2 separate regions of the Homo sapiens genome follow, and region 1 is linked to region 2. The links are chromatin contacts, found by Hi-C in ENCODE. All regions are on one chromosome and are shown on one strand. Each heading gives the region's core, a stretch centred on a gene start or an enhancer-like site at or near the end of the contact. The rest is flanking DNA. Distances are from core to core; before and after follow the strand shown.

Evidence for each region. A loop is a pair of places that touch in the nucleus more often than their neighbours do. Pooled maps may share reads with other maps.
Region 1: a pooled map shows a loop between it and region 2 (5-fold over the local background). The contact joins two enhancer-like sites. A Hi-C loop is called at or near these places in 3 of 37 single-sample maps with no recorded cell type and 7 of 50 pooled maps.

What each region holds. Positions count from the first base shown.
Region 1 is chr9:91,145,124-91,149,039 of GRCh38, reverse strand. The region is part of intron 1 of LINC02937 (long intergenic non-protein coding RNA 2937); the gene reads left to right. All of the region lies in intron 2 of LINC00484 (long intergenic non-protein coding RNA 484), which reads right to left. Among named protein-coding and RNA genes, the nearest start is that of LINC02937, 16 kb to the left of the region's middle. RefSeq lists enhancers at 1,185-1,304, 1,712-2,279. Within about 2 kb of position 2,344, at least 3 of the 41 ENCODE cell types and tissues checked have a DNase peak (open chromatin) inside an H3K27ac peak, as active enhancers do.
Region 2 is chr9:90,983,169-90,987,368 of GRCh38, reverse strand. No RefSeq gene overlaps it. Among named protein-coding and RNA genes, the nearest start is that of LINC02957, 12 kb to the left of the region's middle. Within about 2 kb of position 1,993, at least 2 of the 41 ENCODE cell types and tissues checked have a DNase peak (open chromatin) inside an H3K27ac peak, as active enhancers do.

The sequences.
Region 1 (3,916 bases), core at 1,095-3,594, 160 kb before region 2:
AGACACATGGCACAGGGGAGTGAGAGATGTAAGGTCACTCTTTGGTGTTTGATTTTAAGGAAACATTAGTGTATGCAAACTTTGTGTTTAAACCAAAGAGCAGAATTTATCATTTGAAATGAAAATTTTATAGCTACTAAAGTAAAAATAGGTGAGTTTAGTTATTTTCTGTTGAGTGCTACTCCACCAAGGTTAACAAAAGGACTGAAGTGCAAGGATTTCGTGGTGGGAACGCTTGTCTCCTTTGCCTGCTTCCCCTCATTCATTATTTTTGTATCCGGATACAGGAAACAGAAATGCTACATGACAATTACTCTCAGATGCAACGGTCTTTCGGACATCATGTTTTGCTGGGGTCAGATGGGGACCTTATTTTCTGTGTGTTCTGGTTCTCCTCTCTGGTAAAGGGGTGTCCCTAGGGGCAGCTTTTAAAGGGCTGAGTGGCTTCAGGCACAGGCAGGGGCCCTCCTGCTGGGGTGATCCCCTGGTGAGACAGAGCCCCTTTACTCTGGTCTGCACTGTTTTACAAACCTTGACTTCCCAAACTCAGGTTCTCCCACCTTAGTTCCAGCCACGAACCTGTTTCTATAATACAATGGATCATGTTACTGCCTTTTGGGAAAACCCCCGACTGCTCCTCCTGATCCTCCTGACTGACTGCAGTGGAAGCATCATCTATATTCCAGCTGAACCATCTTCCTGCCCACCCAGCACACACTGCGCAAGACCCTACTCTATAATCCCCTGGACTCTTCAGTCTTCCCAAAGGAGTCCCGAACCTTCCTATCTTCTCATGTTTACTCAAAGCCTGAAATGCTTCCCCCATTTGAAGATGATTCTCCAAATCTCAACCTAAGTGCCCCTTTCTCCAGGAAGCCCTCCTTAGTTTCTTTTTAGTTGGATCAGTTGTTCCTTCCTGAATGAACCCGAGAAGGAGAGAGAGAGAGGGAGAGAGAGAAAGCAGATTTTTACTATTTTACTGAAACATATCCTAGAAGCCCCATGAATACTTTCACATGTAAACTTAGAACACATTTACCTTTGCAGAGTGCAGAGAGTGCAAGAAAGTTTAACTGAAAACTGTGATAGTTTCTGCTTCTTGATGATTCATCTCTTGCATGATGAGCAATTCTGTACCTGGAAGAAGAGTTGCTGAAATATGTTCCCCAATTGCTTGTTCTCATTTCCACATAATGTGTGTGTGTGTGTGTGTGTGTGTGTGTGTGTGTGTGTGAATGCATTAACAAGTTAGCCAGTATATAAGTTTACATGCTGCTCTTCAATTTCTCCAAAACTTTCTTACGGATCATTTAAAAGCTCAATGATGTCCCTTCAATAGCTCAGCTGGTAGAGCAGAGGACTGTAGCTAATTCCTCATAAAATCTCAATGAGATTAAAAACAAGCAAGCAAGCAAGCAAGCAAGCAAACAAACAAACAAACAAACAAACAGCCCAGAAAGGCAGATGCAAAGAAGCAGCTAAGCCTTCCCTGTGGCTATATGAATGGATGCTCAGGAGGGGCCTTTGCCTGGGGTTAGGGAGTACACAGGCTTCTTTTGTTAGTTTTTGTTTTTTCTGTAGTGAGGTTGGCAAAGCTGCCTCCTCTCCCAGCCTTGAGCTGGTGCCTGGGCCTAGGTGGGTGCTACCGAGGTGTAAAAGAAGTCGGGGCTCTTGTGGACAGAGGGACCACCCACCCCAGGATTTGAAGTTAGGACAGGCTCTCCAGGTGAATTTGGGGGGCCTCATGGCAGCAAAGTGCTATGAGCTCAGGCACACTTGAGGGGCACTGGTGCAGGTGAAACAGAACAACCTGAGGATCTCAGCAGGAGGGACAACACGGAGCTGTCCCTGCACTTAGGGGCACAGCCTGCATGCAGGTCACTGTTCCTACACGGCTGCTGCCCCTGTGGGCATGTCACAGTAAGCCGATCACTGTGACTTATGGATTTTGCAAAAGAGTAGGAGTTTATTCACGAGGCAGTCAAGAGAGGAGGCGGGAGGACAGGTCTCAAATTTGCCTCTCTAAAAATAGGACGTGAGGGTACTTATGGGCTAGAAACCCAAGTGGTCTTGAGGTGAAGGGGGAGGTAATGGGAGTTCATGCAAGCCTGGTGGGGCTGCACGGTTCTTCACCGGACACATGCAGAAAAGGGTGGCACTAACCTGATCTAAGGGTGGAGATTTTAGCCCTCTGACGTCAAAAGGTCACTCTTTGGACACCCACACAGGTTCAGCTGAAGGGCTGGTGGACTCAATGAGCTTGAACTGGACAAGTACTGCCCATAGTTCCTGAAAAACAACTCTAAGTGCTGGTTACTATAGTGACCTATAGTCAGAGCCAGTGTAAGGAAGTCAGTGGGAGTTTAGTGAGTACTGCTCAGCTACGTGGCGTTTAGCTATGCGGATTTTTAGATCAACTAGAAGTATGAGATGAAAAGTAAGCAACTTAATCAAGTGAGCCCTCAGCTTCAGGCACATCCTCTTTCTGCCTCTCATCTCTGCATCTTCCCTTCTTTTGCCCAATTGGGCCCAGCCAGAGAACTCTGCCCCATCTGCTGTTTCACACTGTGAGGGCAGTGCACCAGGGTGCGAGGCCCTTGGTATGCGCAGGCTGAGCTGGTGGTTTGAGCACAGGCCGGGGCATTTTCCACAGTGTGGATTGGGACCCCTTAATGGTCATGGACTTAATTTAATAAGATGTGACTGACATTTTAAAAAATGAAATAAAAATAAATTTTAATGAAAGAGTGCATAATGCTAAGGTTTTTTTGTTTGTTTGTTTTGTTTTTTGTTTTTGTTTTTTTTGAGATGGAGTCTCACTCTGTCCCTGAGGCTGGAGTGCAGTGGCGCTATCTCAGCTCACTGCAACCTCCTCCTGGTTCAAGCGATTCTCCTGCCTCAGCCTCCTGAGTAGCTGGGATTACAGGCATGTGCCACCATGCCCAGCTAAGTTTTGTATTTTTAGTAGAGACAGGGTTTCGCCATGTTGGCCAGGCTAATGCTAAGGTTTTTTTGTCCTTGCTTTTTTTCCTGCTTTCTCCATCATTGTACTTATCAATGTTCATACTATGCAGTGCGTGCATACTGTATCCAAATGCATATTTCATCATGCACCTTGAGATGCTCTTTTCTTTCACTTTCTCCGATGTCACTATCTCTTGGGTTTCTTCTTCCTAGTTCATACAATCAGTAAGTTTTTATTTCTCATTTACTCCTGAAATGCTGGGTTCTCAGGGCTCCTTGCTTTGCCTCGTGATCCTGGTGATGAGAGCTGATGATCTCCATCTTCCTCCTGCCCCAGGCCTGCCTTTCTCAGGAGGGCTAGACCTGCAGGTCCAGCAGCCACATGGTGTCCCTTGGATGCCCCCCGGGGCTGACCCTGGGCCCCATCTCCGTTCTGCCATCCTGCTTCCCTCCTGGGTTCTCCGTCAAGTTGCCTAAGCCTAAATCTAGGCTCTTCCATCTCCATTAATGTGCCACATCCAACTATTCACCAGATGTCATCATTGCTACTGCCTTGGTAGCAACCACCTCTCTTGTCAACCCCAACCCCACCCCAGCTTGGGCCAACATCATGTCTTAAGAGATGCCAGTGGTGGCCACACTAATGTCTGTCCTCCAGCCTCTTTTCCCCCCACCACACTGCGGAATGCTGAGAGGTTCAGAGTGTGCTGCCCCAAAATATGCTACTCTGGCTTAAGGATTATTTTGAGCTGAAAGCAATGTAAAACAACAACGCAGGACAAACCCTCTTTCCTCCTTTTCTCTACCAAGAAGAGCAGGGAGATTCTTAATCATGGGAGACAACTCTAGACTCATCAGGCTGGGATGACACCAAAGGAATCTATATCACAAATCTTTCAAACTAGTCCTTATCATCCCCTAGCTTCCCCCTATGTTTGTCTTCCTACAATTT
Region 2 (4,200 bases), core at 744-3,243:
GGTTCAGATTCAATCTAGATACTCTACATTTATTTCCTTATTTCCTGCCAGGAGACAAGGACTAGTATGATTTTCTGTCATGAGCTTCAGGGGAAGTTTCCATATTAAATGTTGTTATCATTTATATTAATTATTAACATATTAGTACATAATATATCATAGTAATATATTAAAAATATTGGTATATATTATTTTGAAATTACCATTTGAAATTATTTTGAAATGTGCATTAAATTGATGGTTATATGGAGCCAAGGTTCCTTATGCTTTTCTACATTAGTAGGAAGTTTTGGAACCAAATTTTTGGACCTCCTGGGTGTATAACATAGATTATCTCTCACTGTGCTCTGTGATCTTGTGGAGGTTGATGGCCTAAGAAAGAAACAGGATTGGGCTAACAGAAAATACCCTGCTGGAATAGGAAGATGGGGAGCTCACAGGGATGTCCCAGACCTCAGTACTTCTGCATAACAAACACCCAGACTCAGAGGCTTAAAATACAAACAATCATTCATTTTGATTGCGAATCTGCTTCACAGGTCACCCAACCTGTTACTGTCATCTTCTAGAATAATGTGGCATATTCAGGCTTTTTCAGAACCAATTAAAGTTGTCCTGAGGGGTTCAGTAAACATATAGCAGTAGGCTAAAAAGTATTAATCAAGACTGTGCCATGAGAACATCAGGCCAGCGGTTATCATGTAACTTGGATTTCCACACTCGTATTCAGCTTAAAATTATTCATTCAATTTTCCTTTAAGGGCACCTATATTTTAAGGGCCGTGGCTTCTCCTTTCTGGTCTGATAAAATAATAAAATGGTCACCATATTTTAATCTGGGTGCTTCGATGGACCTAGCGGAGGAACCTCCCCATTCCCAGCAGCATTATGATGTGGTATGTGTGAAGCCAAAGGCTGCAGGGGATGCCTGGAGACACGTGTGTGTGTGTGTGTGTGAGTGTGTGTGTGAGATTGTGTGTGTCTGTGGCTCTGCCCAGTGTAATTATTAGCTTGGAAATTACTCTAATCTGGTGAGTGCCAATGCAGTCATTCAATAATAAGTCAGAGAATATTTGGACAGGTTGAGGAGGAAGTTGACTCTGATGTCAAAAAGAGTGTCAAGGAATAGGAAGCCCACAGAGAAAGATGAATGTAGAGAAAAATATTTTTTCAAGCACAAAACAATGAATGATGTAGGAAATACATAAGATTTGTGCTGGGTTAAACGGGTGCAAGAAATAAGAAAGCATATGTTCAGGACCAGACACAAATTATAGGCAACACTGCTTCCCTTCTAGCTTCTACTTTTATATTCCCAATACGGCTTGATAAAAATGAGTTTCTCTTAACAAAGTTAAAGAAAAATTGAATTGTTGATTCCCATTGTGTTTTCCCCATGGCAGTTTAAAATAGATCATCTTCTACTTCCTTTTGTAACTGAAGAAGAAACACAGCTGGATTTGGGACTTGTAAGGGCAGGTTCTGACAGTCAGGACAGTGAGTGGATGAGATGAGATAATTGTTTTCTACACATTCAGACAGAAACCATGTGCCTGTGAATCCACCGTGAAAAAGCCGAGAAGGGAAATCATTTGCTCAACTTAAGTGTGAGACATCTCCCAAGATAAGGTGTTTCCAGTCCCAGAACCCACAGGAACATATAAGTCCCTCTGGAAGAACTGTCACATGGCCAGACCAGAGCAGGCATCATGTAGATTTTTCCAGAATAGCACGCTTAAGGAAAAATCAGTGCTCTTACCTATTAGGGAGGAGAGCTAATAGCAGCAAGGGTTAGTGTGTGCATCGACAGGCCACGTAAATCTGGGCTATGTGTTGGACCACATACATCTTCGTAGTAGAAGATCTTGCCCTATTTGTCCAGTATGTATGACTATCTAGAGAAAGGTTCAGATCTCCGGGGACGGCAGGGAAAGGAACCCTCTGCTGGACCCACAGCTCCTCCTACTGTGAGGTCTAGAGCAGGGCTGCTTGGCCTCACACTGGTAGGTGTGGAGCACGTACGAGCTCTACATCCTCACTCTCCATTCCTCTCTACACTCACATGGCTCCCACATCCGCTGACAAGAACCATCCTTCCAGATGAAACCCCATGTTCTTTTTTTTTTTTTTTTGAGATGGTGTCTCGCTCTGTCACCCAGCCTGGAGTACAGTCGCATGATCTCAGCTCACTGCAATCTCTGCCTCCCGGGTTGAAGTGATTCTCCTCCCTCAGCTTCCCAAGTAGCTGGGATTACAGGCATGCACCACCATGCCTGGCTAAGTTTTGTATTTTTAGTAGAAACGGGGTTTCACCATGTTGCCCTGGCTCGTCTGGAACTCCTGACCTCAGGTGACCCGCTGGCCTCGGCCTCCCAAAGTGCTGGGATTACAGGCGTGAGCCACCGTGCCTGGCCCCCCCATGCTGTTTCTAAAAGGAGGTGTAGCAGTAGTGTTTTCTCTCTTTCTTGATCTTGGATGATTCATTGGCACCCCTTAATGATTGGAACCCAAGGAAGTTCTCTGAGAGCCATTTACTAGACACCAGTATAAATTTTAAACTCAGGAAGGAATTGGCACTTCCAGTTGTATTCAATGTATTCATTGTTGATGCAGGACAGCTATAAATAAATGAGATTCTGGAATTCCTATGAAAATGGGATCTCTAAGAAAGATTCCTAACAACTGGCTTTGGAGACGAGTAAGTGTGTATTTTCACCTTTAAGTCCATGAGCTGCAGGGAGCCACTTCATGGGAGGATTTTGATGACATTTTACTTTGTGCATGCTCATTTTAACTGTATGACATTAAAACAGCAATTACACATATCAAAAGAGAGAACGGATAGCACTGGGGACCAAAAGGCTCACTTTCCCACAAATAGTCCCTTCTTCTGGATTTCATGGGTACCCATTAGTACCAGAATTTCCTGGGTTTGGCTATGGAAAGTTTCAAGTATATATTACATATATATTATAAGATGAGGACAACTTGAAGCCACTACCTGTCGTCAGTGTGTAAGGAGGGAGGTAGTTTTTCTTGGGAGGGTGGAGGTGGGAGGTAGCCCAGGGAAAGGCATGAAGGGCAACAGGCTGGGAGGAGGGAGGAAGTGCAGTCAGCCTTGGAACCTTAGACAGACTGAGTGCTGCATCTGGGCACAGGCGGTCAGCCTGCACTGACTCCTGAAGGCAAAGCAAGGGAGGGGAGAAGCATGTGGCTAAACAGAGAAGGGGAGGATTCTAGCCAGAACACACTGTTTGCTTTTATAAATGCCAGGGGTGGTGCATTGGTAAGCACCCTGCACAGAAGAATGGGGTGGGAGGGCTGGAGGAATACCTGGTCCAGTCCATCCAGGAGTCCTCCCATACCTGCATTCCCTGCCCATGATGCGATTTGATGCTCAGCCTACATCAAATAACACTATGTGCTGAATGGGAAATGAGAGGAAAATACGAGGAGGCCTTATTATTCTTCACAATTTTGCCTATGTCCAATTCCATTCAGCATGATTGCTTTTGGTGCCCAGAGAAGCTGAGTTTCTATCAAAAACATGTATATATAGGTGAGTGTATCTGTGTGTTTGTACATGTATGTATATGTGTGTGTATACATGTATATATAAGTATATGAAGATGGTGGTGTTCCTGCTGGCATCCTATGGCCAACTTGACTTCAGAGTACCCAGGGGAAGGCCTGGCTGGCCGGATGCCCTTGCAGATGTCAGCTCCAGTGTGGACATGGTGCAATGACAGCCAGGGGTGTGGGAGCATCCTGAATGTGTCCCGTGGGAGGGCAGGGCCTCTGAAAGGGTCCTACTCAGGATATGTCTCCTGAAAGCCACCAGGGGGTGGAGAGAGAAGTAGGAGCCCAACAATGGCTCCATCCCTGCTCTGCTTTTGGCGGTTGTATAACATCCCTGAGTCCCAGATTATTTGTCTATCAAAAGGACAAATGAGGTGGCTCATGCCTGTAATCCCATCACTTTGGGAGGCCAAGGTGGGCAGATCATTTGAGGCCAGGAGTTCGAGACCAGCCTGGCCAACATGGTGAAACCCCATCTCTACTAAAAATACAGAAATTAGCCAGGTGTGGTGGTGCATACCTGTAATCCCAGCTACTCAGGAGGCTGAGGCAGAAGAATCTCTTGAACTTGGGAGGTGGAGGTTTCAGTGAGCCAAGATCACACCACTGCACTCCAGCCTG